2 separate regions of the Homo sapiens genome follow, and region 1 is linked to region 2. Evidence: chromatin loops called from intact Hi-C (ENCODE). Cell type or tissue: CD14-positive monocyte. All regions are shown on one strand. Links, peaks and the distances in the headings refer to the core of each region. The heading gives the core; the rest is flanking DNA. Region 1 has its middle 4.5 kb from the start of CDC42EP5. Region 2 holds the start of LILRA1 (leukocyte immunoglobulin like receptor A1).

The links. Hi-C counts contacts between places; a loop is a spot of excess contacts. Peaks named below come from ENCODE experiments on the same cell type or tissue, not always from the same donor. Only the 100,000 strongest peaks of a DNase experiment are listed, where the experiment ranks them.
Region 1: it touches region 2 in a loop (1.8-fold over the local background); 1 of 110 quality-filtered maps calls a loop at or near these places.

Annotation. Positions count from the first base shown.
Region 1 is chr19:54,474,582-54,481,033 of GRCh38, forward strand. No RefSeq gene overlaps it. Among named protein-coding and RNA genes, the nearest start is that of CDC42EP5, 4.5 kb to the left of the region's middle. In CD14-positive monocyte, for the core only: CTCF peaks have their summits at 4,289 (motif pointing right) and 4,493; a DNase peak (open chromatin) is centred at 4,290; H3K27me3 peaks cover 2,295 bases.
Region 2 is chr19:54,590,401-54,594,743 of GRCh38, forward strand. It overlaps LILRA1 (leukocyte immunoglobulin like receptor A1), which reads left to right and starts at 3,232. Exons shown (of 10, transcript NM_006863.4): 1 at 3,232-3,381; 2 at 3,797-3,878; 3 at 4,041-4,076; 4 at 4,265-4,343. The coding sequence starts at 3,845. In CD14-positive monocyte, for the core only: no CTCF peak of the experiment used is centred there; DNase peaks (open chromatin) are centred at 3,181 and 3,701; H3K4me3 peaks cover 2,008 bases; H3K27ac peaks cover 2,012 bases.

The DNA of each region.
Region 1 (6,452 bases), core at 3,161-5,660, 110 kb before region 2:
GTTGAGTAGCCGGGATTACCGGTGCCTGCCACCACGCCCAGCTAATTTTGTATTTTTAGTAGAGACGGGGTTTCTCCACGTTGGTCAGGCTGGTCTCGAACTCCCGACCTCAGGTTATCCGCCTGCCTCGGCTTCCAAAGTGCTGGGATTATAGGTGTGAGCCACTGCATCGGGCCAGAATTAACCATCTTAAGGTGTACAGTTCAGTGACATTTAGTACATTCCCAATGGAACATACCTAATTGGTACACTGGTAATTGTGTAGCCATCCTTTCTATCAAGTTCCCAAACATTTTCATCACCCCTAAAGAAAACCCTATTAAGCGGTCACTCCCATGCCCCGCTCTCTGCAGCCCCTGGAAACCACTCCCCTGTTTTCTGATTCATGGATTACCTCTTCTGGACATTCGCATAAATGGAATCACACATCATACAGCCTTACCTATCTGACTTCCTTCACATAAGCAGGTTCATCCGTGTGCAGCATGTGCCAGTGGTTCATTACATGTATTATGTACATACGTTAAGATATATATAAAGGCCAAGTGCAGTGGCTCACGCCTGTAATCCCAGCACTTTGGGAAGCCAAGGCGGGTGGATCACTTGAGGTCAGAAGCTCAAGACCAGCCTGGCCAACTTGGTGAAACGCTGACTCTACTAAAAAAATACAAAAATCAGCTGGGCGCAGTGGTGTGTAGTCTCAGGTACTCGGGAGGCTGAGGCAGGATACTCGCTTGAACGCAGGAGGCGGAGGTTGCAGTGAGCCCAGATCGAGCCACTGCACTCCAGCCTGGACAACAGAGCAAGACTCGCTCTAAAAAAAAAAAAAAAAAAAAAAAAGACGAAAAAAAGAAAAAGAGATATGTATATAAGAGATCTATTTGTCACGTGTGTAATCCCAGCACCAGCACTTAGGGAGGCTGAGGCGGGCAGATCACGAGGTCAGGAGATCGAGACCATCCTGGCTAACACGGTGAAACCTCGTCTCTACTAAAAATACAAAAAATTAGCCGGGCATGGTGGCGGGCGCCTGTAGTCCCAGCTACTCGGGAGGCTGAGGCAGGAGAATGGCGTGAACCCGGGAGGCGGAGCTTGCAGTGAGCCGAGATCCCGCCACTGCACTCCAGCCTGGGCGATAGAGCGAGACCCAAAAAACAAACAAACCAAAACAACAACAACAACAACTAACCATCACGCCAGGATAATCTCCCTGACGTAAGATCCACAATTTTAAGTGCATCTGCAGACCTATTCACGGGTCGCAGGGATTTGTGCGTGGACATCTTGCATGTGCGGGGGTGGGTGGGGCTATTCTGCTACCACAGTGCCCCTCAGAGGTCAGGTCCTGGGAGGGGGCGGGGCCAAAGCAGGGCCAGCTTCATGGGTTGCCCAGTGACCCATGCTCGGAGGGCCCTGCACCTTTCTTTTTTTGTTTGTTTTTGAGACAAAGCCTTACTCTGTTGCTCAGGCTGGAGTGTCAAAGGCAAGATCTTGGCTCACTGCAACCTCTGCCTCCCGGGTTCCAGCAATTCTCCCGCCTCAGCCTCTCCAGTAGCTGGGATTACAGGCGCACGCCACCACGCCCAGCTACTTTTTGTATTTTTAGTAGAGACGGGGTTTCACCATGTTGGCCAGGCTGGTCTTGAACTCCTGACCTCAGGTGATCCGCCCGCCTCGGTCTCCCAAAGTGCTGGAATTACCGGCGTGAGCCACTGCACCTGGCCTTTTTGTTTGTTTTTTAGACAGAGTCTCTATCTGTTGCTCAGGCTGGAGTGCCAATGGTGAGATCTCAGCTCACTGAAACCTCCACCTCCCGGGTTCAAGCGATTCTCCTGCCTCAGCCTCCTGAGTTGCTGCAATTACAGGCATGCGCCACCACACCTGGCTAATTTTTGTGTTTTTAGTAGAGACGGGGTTTCACCATATTGGCCAGGCTGGTCTCGAACTCCTAACCTCAGGTGATCGGCCGGCCTTGGCCTCCCAAAGTGCTGGGATCACAGGAATGAGACACCGCGCCCGGCCACCACACTTCTTTTAATGCTCAGTTGTCACCAATTTGAAATTCCTTACGTTTTGAAGAAGGGATCCTGAGTTCTCATTTGCAATAGACCCCACCAATTATGTGGCTGGTTCTGGATGGAACAGCGGGAAGGGCAGAGGCCTGGGAGAAAGTGGCCGAGAAGAGCAACGATGGAGAGATAAAAGGGAAAGGAACTCTGGATGATACCCTGGCAGCAGCCTGGGAAAGCAAAGAGGGAGGAAGAGAGAGGTGTGTCCCAGAAGCCTGGAGTGGGAGATGCACCGTCCCTTCCTTGTGGACTCAAAAGCAGGCTAAGTATGATTAAAAAAAAAAAAAAAAAGAGGGAGTGAGGTCCACTGGACTCAGTAAGAATCCAGAGTTCACTGGGGGCCTGGGTGAGAGCAGACCCAAATGGGGTGGGCAGGGAGAGGTCAGATTGCAGTGGAGAAGGCCAGAGAGAGAGAGATTGGAGGCCAGGAAAGGCGGAGGGGTCAGCAGATAACCCAGGGTGTCCTCTGTGAAGGGAAAGAGAGATAAGGTATCTGGAAGAACAGGGAAGGTCAAAGAAAGGTTTTAGGTTTTTTGGTTCATCTGGATACATTCCCAACTTTTTTTTTTTTTTTTTTTTTTTCTGAGACAGAGTCTCAGTGTATCACCCAGGCTGGAGTGCAGTGGCACAATCTCAGCTCACTGCAACCTCTGCCTCCCGGGTTCAAGCAATTCTCCTGCCTCATCCTTCTGAGTAGCTGGGACTACAGGTGTGTGCCAGCATGCCCAGCTAACTGTGTAGAGATAGGGTTTCGCCATGTTGCCCAGGCTGGTCTTGAACTCCTAGACTCAAGCAATCTACGCGTCTCAGCTTCTCAAAGTCCTGGGATTACAGACCTGAGCCACTGTGCCCAGCTGGTTCCTGAGACTGCACCATGATTCCTTAGCTGATTTCAGTGAGTACATACTGCCAGTGCCCCTACATAATTATACACCAGTTCCTAGAATCTTTTTGTAATTATTCAGACTTTTATAGCAATCTAATCATCACTACCCGGCAATTTGTTTTCTTAAGTCTAGTGCTATTGAGGGGGTTCCAACGTTTCCCTTTTAAATGTTTCAGCCCCTCTTCTGAGTAGCAGGGACATGGATGGAACTTTGATCCTATCTTATCCTTAAAGAGCTTACAGGATATTGAGAGGAGAGGAGGGAAGTTGACATGGCACCACCCAGTGGAATGACATAGTCAGCACAGAGCTCAGTGGGAGCACAGAGGAAGAGCGCCAGGCCCATCATGTCCAGCTGCGTAGGTTGTGCACTGCACAACTCTGGGGTCATCATATCACAAACTGAGTGTGAAGAGCCTTGTGAGGCTTCCAGGACAGGTTTCTAGGGGTCACCAGATGCTGGTCTAGATCAGGATGGAGGAATCTTGACTCCTAGAAAGAGGTGGGCAGGGAATTGCTGAGGACGTTTGAAGTCTAATGGGCTGAGCCTTCCCTGTGGTGAGTGGCAGCTCAGCTTTCTAGAGGAAGTTTGGGAAGAAGAATCCTCAGTGAAGGGGTGTTCTACTTGGAGTGATTCGTGTTTCCTTCCAGCTCACTCAGGGTAGTCATGGCCTCTTCCCTTTCCCTGGCTCTCAGTCTGCATCCACCACACTGTTCCCCCTGCTGAACTTTGCACACTCCAGACCACTGGACCACTGCTGCACTTTCTCATTTATCCAGATCATTTTCACCTTCTAGTAAGCTGTGAATGTGCTTATTATGCCCAAGGGTTACTGTCTGTCTCCTTCTGCAAGAATATAGGCTCCTCGGCTGGGCGTTCTGGGTCAGGCCTGTCATCCCCAGCACTTTGGGAAGCCGAGGTGGGCAGATCACGAGGTCAGGAGATGGAGACAATCCTGGCTAATGCGATGAAACCCCATCTCTACTAAAAATACAAAAAATTAGCGGGGCGTGGTGATGCATGCCTGTAATCCCAGCTACTCGGGAGGCTGAGGCAGGAGAATCGCTTGAACCCAGGAGGCGGAGGTTGCAGTGAGCCGAGATCGCGCCACTGCACTCCAGCCTGGGAGACGAGCGAGACTCCATCTCAAAAAAAAAAAAAAAAGAATATAAGCTCCTCGATGGCAAGGATGTTTTGCATATTGATGGACCGCTAGAGCCTCAAACAGTGTCTGGCACACAGGACAGGACCAACAAATACTGAATGAGAAAAGTGAATGACAGATGGAAAAGAACAGAACTAAACAGGGAGTTTCTCCACTGGGACCACAAGAGGGCACTCAAGATACGTGTCAAACCCTTGAAGCCCCAAGGTGGGTGGTCTCTCTGCTCCTCAGCCTGGAGGACCAGGGACAGGTGACCTGGACCACGTCCTTTCTCCTCTGTGAGCCTCTATTTCCCCATGTGTAGCGTGGAGATGGAAATGCCTGAAATACGTTCTTGTGAGAAGCAAAAACCCAACAACGCATGCACGTGAATGTCTTCCAAGGGGTTGCACGTGTCCAAATTCATCTAATTGTGTACATTAAGTGAGAGGGTTTTTTAGTAGAACAATTATAGCTAAACAAAGCTGCTAAAATGTAAATAAAATAAAAAATAAAACTTGCATTGAACAACAACAGAGCCGTTAGGCTAGAGCAAGAAATCTGAAGGATGGCAATCCAGACCCCAATAAATCCACAAAGGGGTGTGTGTGTGTGTGTGTGTGTGTGTGTGTGTGTATGTATTTTTTTTTTTTTTTGAGACGGAGTTTCACTCTTGTTGCCCAGGCTGGAGTGCGATGGCGCGATCTCGGATAACCTCAACCTCTGCCTACTGGATTCAAGCAATTCTCCTACCTCAGGCTTCCGAGTAGCTGGGATTACAGGCATGTGCCATCACGCCTGGCTAATAGAAATATTAATTACATGAAGCAACCAGTGAGCACAATGCTATCCTGTGAAATTATTAAAACCTAAAACTAAATGGAAGCTCTGGTTGAAAAGTGCAATACATTCCTAGCAGGATGGGAGACATTCAGCAAAATCAATCATGTGTCTGTATACTAATGAACAATAATTTAAAAACGAAGTGAGGAGAGGAATTTTATTTACAAAGCCTCCAAAGTAATAAAATGAGTGGGAAGAAATTTAATAAAAGAAATAAAGGACGTGTATACTAAAAATTACAAAAGATGCTGAGAAGTTAAAGATCTAAATAAACGGAGAGGCTGAGCGTGGTGGCTCACGCCTGTAATCTCAGCATTTTGGGAGGCCAAGGCAGGCAGGTTACTTGAGATCAGGAGTTGGAGACCAGCCTGGCCTACATGGGGAAACTGGTCTCCACTAAAAAACAAACAAACAAAAATTAGCCAGGCATGGTGGTGCACACCTGTAATCCCAGCTACTCAGGAGGCTGAGGCAGGAGAATCGCTTGAACCTGGGAGGCACAGGTTGCAGTGAGCCGAGATCGTGCCACTGCACTCCAGCCTGGATGGCAGAGCCAGACTCCATCTCAAAATAAATAAATACATACGAAAATGGAGAAACAGTTCATACATTCACAATAGCATCCAAAATAATAAATATAAGAAATAAAAATTAACAAAAAGTGTCATCTTGCAAAGCAGTAACATAATATGAAAAAACCCCACTGACCACATCCTTCCTCATTCTTAGAAAGGGAATTATGGTCATAGTGGTTGACCTGTGGCCATGTAATTCTGTCCAAATATCCCTGAATGGTAAATGTGAAAACAGTAGAATGAATTCCATTGAAAATAAGAAAACAAGAAGAAATAAAGTCAGAACGCAAAAGTTTTTTTTAAGGGTTATTGGGATGGAATTTTGTTTGTTTGTTTTTTTGAGATGCAGACTTACTCTGTCATCCAGGCTGGAGTGCAATGGTGCGATCTCAGCTCACTGCATTCTCCACCTTCCGGGTTGAAGCCATTCTCCTGCCTCAGCCTCCTGATTAGCTGAGATTATAGGCATGTGCCACCACGCCCGGCTAATTTTTGTATTTTTAGTAGACGGGGTTTCACCATATTGGCCAGGCTGGTCTCAAACTCCTAACCTCAGGTGATCGGCCGGCCTTGGCCTCCCAAAGTGCTGGGATCACAGGAATGAGCCACTGTGCCTGGCCACCACGCTTCTGTTAACGCTCAGCTGTCACCAATTTGAAATTCCTTACGTTTTGAAGAAGGGACGTCGAGTTCTCATTTGCAATAGACCCCACCAATTATGTGGCTGGTTCTGGATGGAACAGCGGGAAGGGCAGAGGCCTGGGAGAAAGCGGCCAAGAACAGCAACGATGGAGAGATAAAAGGGAAAGGAACTCTGGATGATACCCTGGCAGCAGCCTGGGAAAGCCAAGAGGGAGGAAGAGAGAGGTGTGTCCCAGAAGCCTGGAGTGGGAGATGCATCGTCCCTTTCTTGTGGTCTCAAAAGCAGGCCAAG
Region 2 (4,343 bases), core at 1,844-4,343:
GCCTGTTTTTTCTCTAATGGACTCTTCGATTTTTATTCCTCTGGGGTGGGTTTTTCTCCCACACACCTGATCTTCCATACAGGGTTTCTCCCAGGGATGACTCAGGAAGGAAAACTGATGAGGGGCATTTTTGTACCCGCTCCTGCCCTGCGGTGTCCATGCTCCCAAGTTTAGAATCAGCTCTGTGTTATGCCTGGCATGGTGGAGCCCATGAGACCCTCACATTCAAGTGCCAAAGATGCCCGGTCCAGCAGTGATAAAGCGAGACTGTGTCATGCACACCCGGGAAGGTGGCTCAGTGCTGAATGTGGCCTGGGTCACCAAACCAAGCAATCCCAGATTCTGTCCACAAATACAGAAGAGAGGGAGCCACAGTCTCTCTAGGATCCCACGGTTTCCTCCACTTTTTCCTTTGTTCTGAGAGAAAGACAAAGTGCCATGACTGCTCTGTGGGCTGGACAGATGCCTGTTTTCACCTGCAGGCTTGAACTCAAGCTGAGGTCTTGAGCATTCCCAGGTACTGATAAAGCACCTTAGATTGTTTCTAGAAAACACTGAAAAATTAACCCTTTGTTAATTATGTAGAAACAAACCCTGCCCTGAACCAAACTCCTGAAACGCTCAGGTTAAACTTTGTAACTCAATCCCTTCACTGCAGATACCCAGTAGGAAAGTCACATGAGCAAGGATGAGATGACTTTGGTTAAACTCAGACCCCACAGGGCCAGGAAGGCCTGACGGAGAGGAGGCTCGTGTTGCCAGGTCTCAGATAAGAACTGTTTCTAAGGACTTTTTTAAAAACCCCATAAGAAACTCTTCCATGTCTTTCACCCCTCTCCTGCTTTGACATGGTTTATTACTAGATATTCTTTAGGACATCAGGAATGCAGATAGGCTGCTCTCGAGAGAATACTTGCCCAGCAATGGCATCTCCTCCAATGGACTGACAGCAACTCTGGCTTTGAACCTCTGGAACCAGGGAACTCTGCTTCTAAGCAGCTCTGTCAGCCTCTCCCTTGTTGCTGATAAGAATTTCCTTTACCTCTCTATGTACAGAGAGCTCTCTCTATGATGTTTTTCCTCTACTCTCACACCACAACAGTCATCAACACAGGAGACTTGTAGGATCAGATGTGTGGGATTGTTTCCCAGACCCAATAGCGAACAGCAGCTGGGTGTCCTCTAAGTCGGCTCCGAGCTGTCTACCCAGACACAGTCCCAGATCCCACAGATTGAAGGCCCATTCTCCAAGATTGCCCCCACACACCATTCCCAAGTCCAGACCTCCAGAACTTCTGACTGACTGGCTTCAAGTTGGGGATCCCATGACCACCTCTTTGGGTTTGATTAATTTGCTGTAGCAGCTCACAGAACTCAGGGAGACACTGACGTTTACTGGTTGAATACAAAGCACACTGCAGAGGACACAGATGAAGAGACTCATAGGAGGAGGCATGGGGGAAGGGACCGGAGCATCTATGCCCTCCCTGGGCGCCACGCTCCAGGAACCTCCGCATGCTCAGCCATCCAGAAGCCCATGAAACCCAGTCCTCTTGGGCTTTTAAGGAGCTTCGTGACATCAGCATTTCCTCCCACAAGGAACAGGGTGAGACCATCTTCTGGGAGGGTCTTAAGAGCCACCATCAGAAAGGCAGGGAACATTCGAGTCTTGCCTTGGGCAGGTGAAGGAAGGGCAGGAGGAGGTCAGAGGCCTCCCCTAAGGCCTAACACAGCCAATACTCTAACAAAAGACTGTAACCAGTGGTATGGAGTTATAAGCCAGGAACCGCGGGTGAAAACCAGTGTGTATCACAACATCACACTTCCCTCTCCGGATGCACTGTGTCTTGCCATGCCATGCACTCCAGATTGTAATCTTTGCTTCTCATTGTCAAATACAAGCAAAATCCAGGCAACCCTGGAGCAATGCAGCCTTGAATTCCTGGGGTCTCTTGTATGCACACTCTCTTCAACCAAACGGGGATCATAACTATGGCATTTGTGGGATGCAAATCCTGTGTATACGAATGGCAGACTTTCCCTATACATGGTGCAGTGGAGCCAGCTTCAGGGCTGGAGTACAGGCAGGTTTTGTGACATGTGGGCCACGGACTGGAGCCAGTTCCCTTGTACACCAAAGAACAACTGTACTTAGAGATAATTTTCTCTAGATTTTTGTTTTGTTTTGTTATTTTAGGTTAAAGCATTGGATAGAACACCCAGTGTCACCTTGTCTACCTCCAGGACATGCTGCAGGGCCCACTCTATGGAAGTCCCTCTAACAAATGCTCTATGAACACCCTGGTGTTTAGTGCTTCTTTCTTTGGAATCCCAGCAGCTCTATCACTGGACGGTTTGGTGCACTCCTTTGATGGAATTCCTCTGGGCTGCTTGGGGTCCACTCCAGCCTCAGGTGTAGCTGGAGGACGCAGCCTCCCACCTTGGTCTGGAGCCCTGAGGCCCTCACTGTCATTGCAGATCCCGAGGTTCCTCTCCCACCTCCATTCAGTGGTGGAAAACTCCATTCTAATTACCCCTTGAAGGTCCTGGGACCCTCTGGCCTCTGTTCTTTCTTGTGGATCCACCTACACTTGGGAACTTCCTCACCTCTTTTTCTGCTCATGACATTGATGCTCTGGGTATTTCAGAAATGCCTCATGTACATTTCTCCATTAGGGTCAGATGTGAGATCCAGAGTGGACACATCAATCATCTACACAGACTGGGGGGTCCAACATCGAGATCCTTTCACATCCCAAACAGTTCAGGTCTTACCCTGGTCTGGAAATCAAGCACAAATGAGCCCCTCCGAATGTCCCAGGCACCACTGACCCAACAACCACTGTGACCAGTGGGATTCATGACAACAATCTGCAAAGGAGGAAACTGAGGCTCAGTGATGGGACATTACAAACCAAGGTCATGTAGGCAGCGGATGATAACCAGTCATCAAATAAATATCAACTCCCTCCCCCACTCCCCAAATCAAAGCTCAAACATAAGTCATTGTTCTCAAAACGTTGAACAGGGATTGAGGTGCAGAGGGATGGCCAAGTAAGCAAAGGGCACCGAGGAGGCAGGAAAGTCTCAGATGTTTGTTCCCAGCGGGTGGGAGTGGACACTGTAGCAAAATATTTTAAAAAGGGGAAGTTGAGAGGGGACTATTTGGTTGAAAGAAAACCCACAATCCAGTGTCAAGAAAGAAGTCAACTTTTCTTCCCCTATTTCCCTGCATTTCTCCTCTGTGCTCACTGCCACACGCAGCTCAACCTGAGCTACACAGCCAGATGCGAGATGCTTCTCTGCTGATCTGAGTCTGCCTGCAGCATGGACCTTGGTCTTCCCTGAAGCATCTCCAGGGCTGGAGGGACGACTGCCATGGTAAGGACCCCACAACGCTGAGCTGATGGATGGCTGAAGGAGGGAGGGTGACCATGTGGGAGGCTGTGAGAAGGAAAGGGAAGCCTCCGTTACCCTCATCTGGAAGGGCAGACGCAGAAAGCACCAGTTCTATTTGCTGCTACATCCCGTCTCTCAGTGAGAAGAGGAGAAACCAGACAGACAGTGGCTGGGGGTCAGGAAAGACCCCATTACAGTCTGAAATGTCTGCAGAGGGCCTGGTTCCTGCCCCCACCTCAGCTCTAAAAGAATGAGAGTCAGGCTCCTGGTAGGGTAGTTCTGCTTCCTGTGTGGCTGCAGATGACAACACCCCATGAGAAGGACCCAGCCTCCGAGTGTCCACACTGGGTGGGAAGGAGGGGAGGCTATTTCTCTCTGTGTGTCTCTGTCCTGCCAGCACCGAGGGCTCATCCATCCGCAGAGCAGGGCAGTGGGAGGAGACGCTATGACCCCCATCGTCACAGTCCTGATCTGTCTCAGTGAGATTTGAAGAGGGAGGGGAGCTTCTAACCTAGGAGGGACCTCACCCCACAGCCGACCTCTAGTCCCTAAGGAGACCCCAGGGGCTCACAAAGATCCCAGGGAGGGGAGGACCTGCCCAGGCTTCAGGGGCAAATTCCTCACAGGGAACTCTCTTCCAGGGCTGAGTCTGGGCCCCCGGACCCACGTGCAGGCAGGTGAGTCTGTCCCCAGCTCTCCCAGGTCCCTCCTCCTCACTGGGGACAAGGGGCCACCCCCGTGCAGCTGGGGATGGGGAATAGCAGTTCTGGACTGACTGATGGGGGCATCTGGAGGGTCCTGGGCTGAGAGCTGAGATATGTTGGGTGGGAAATGACTTAGAATCTGAACTCTGATTTCCTTCCAGGGACCCTCCCCAAGCCCACACTCTGGGCTGAGCCAGGCTCTGTGATCACCCAGGGGAGTCCCGTGACCCTCTGGTGTCA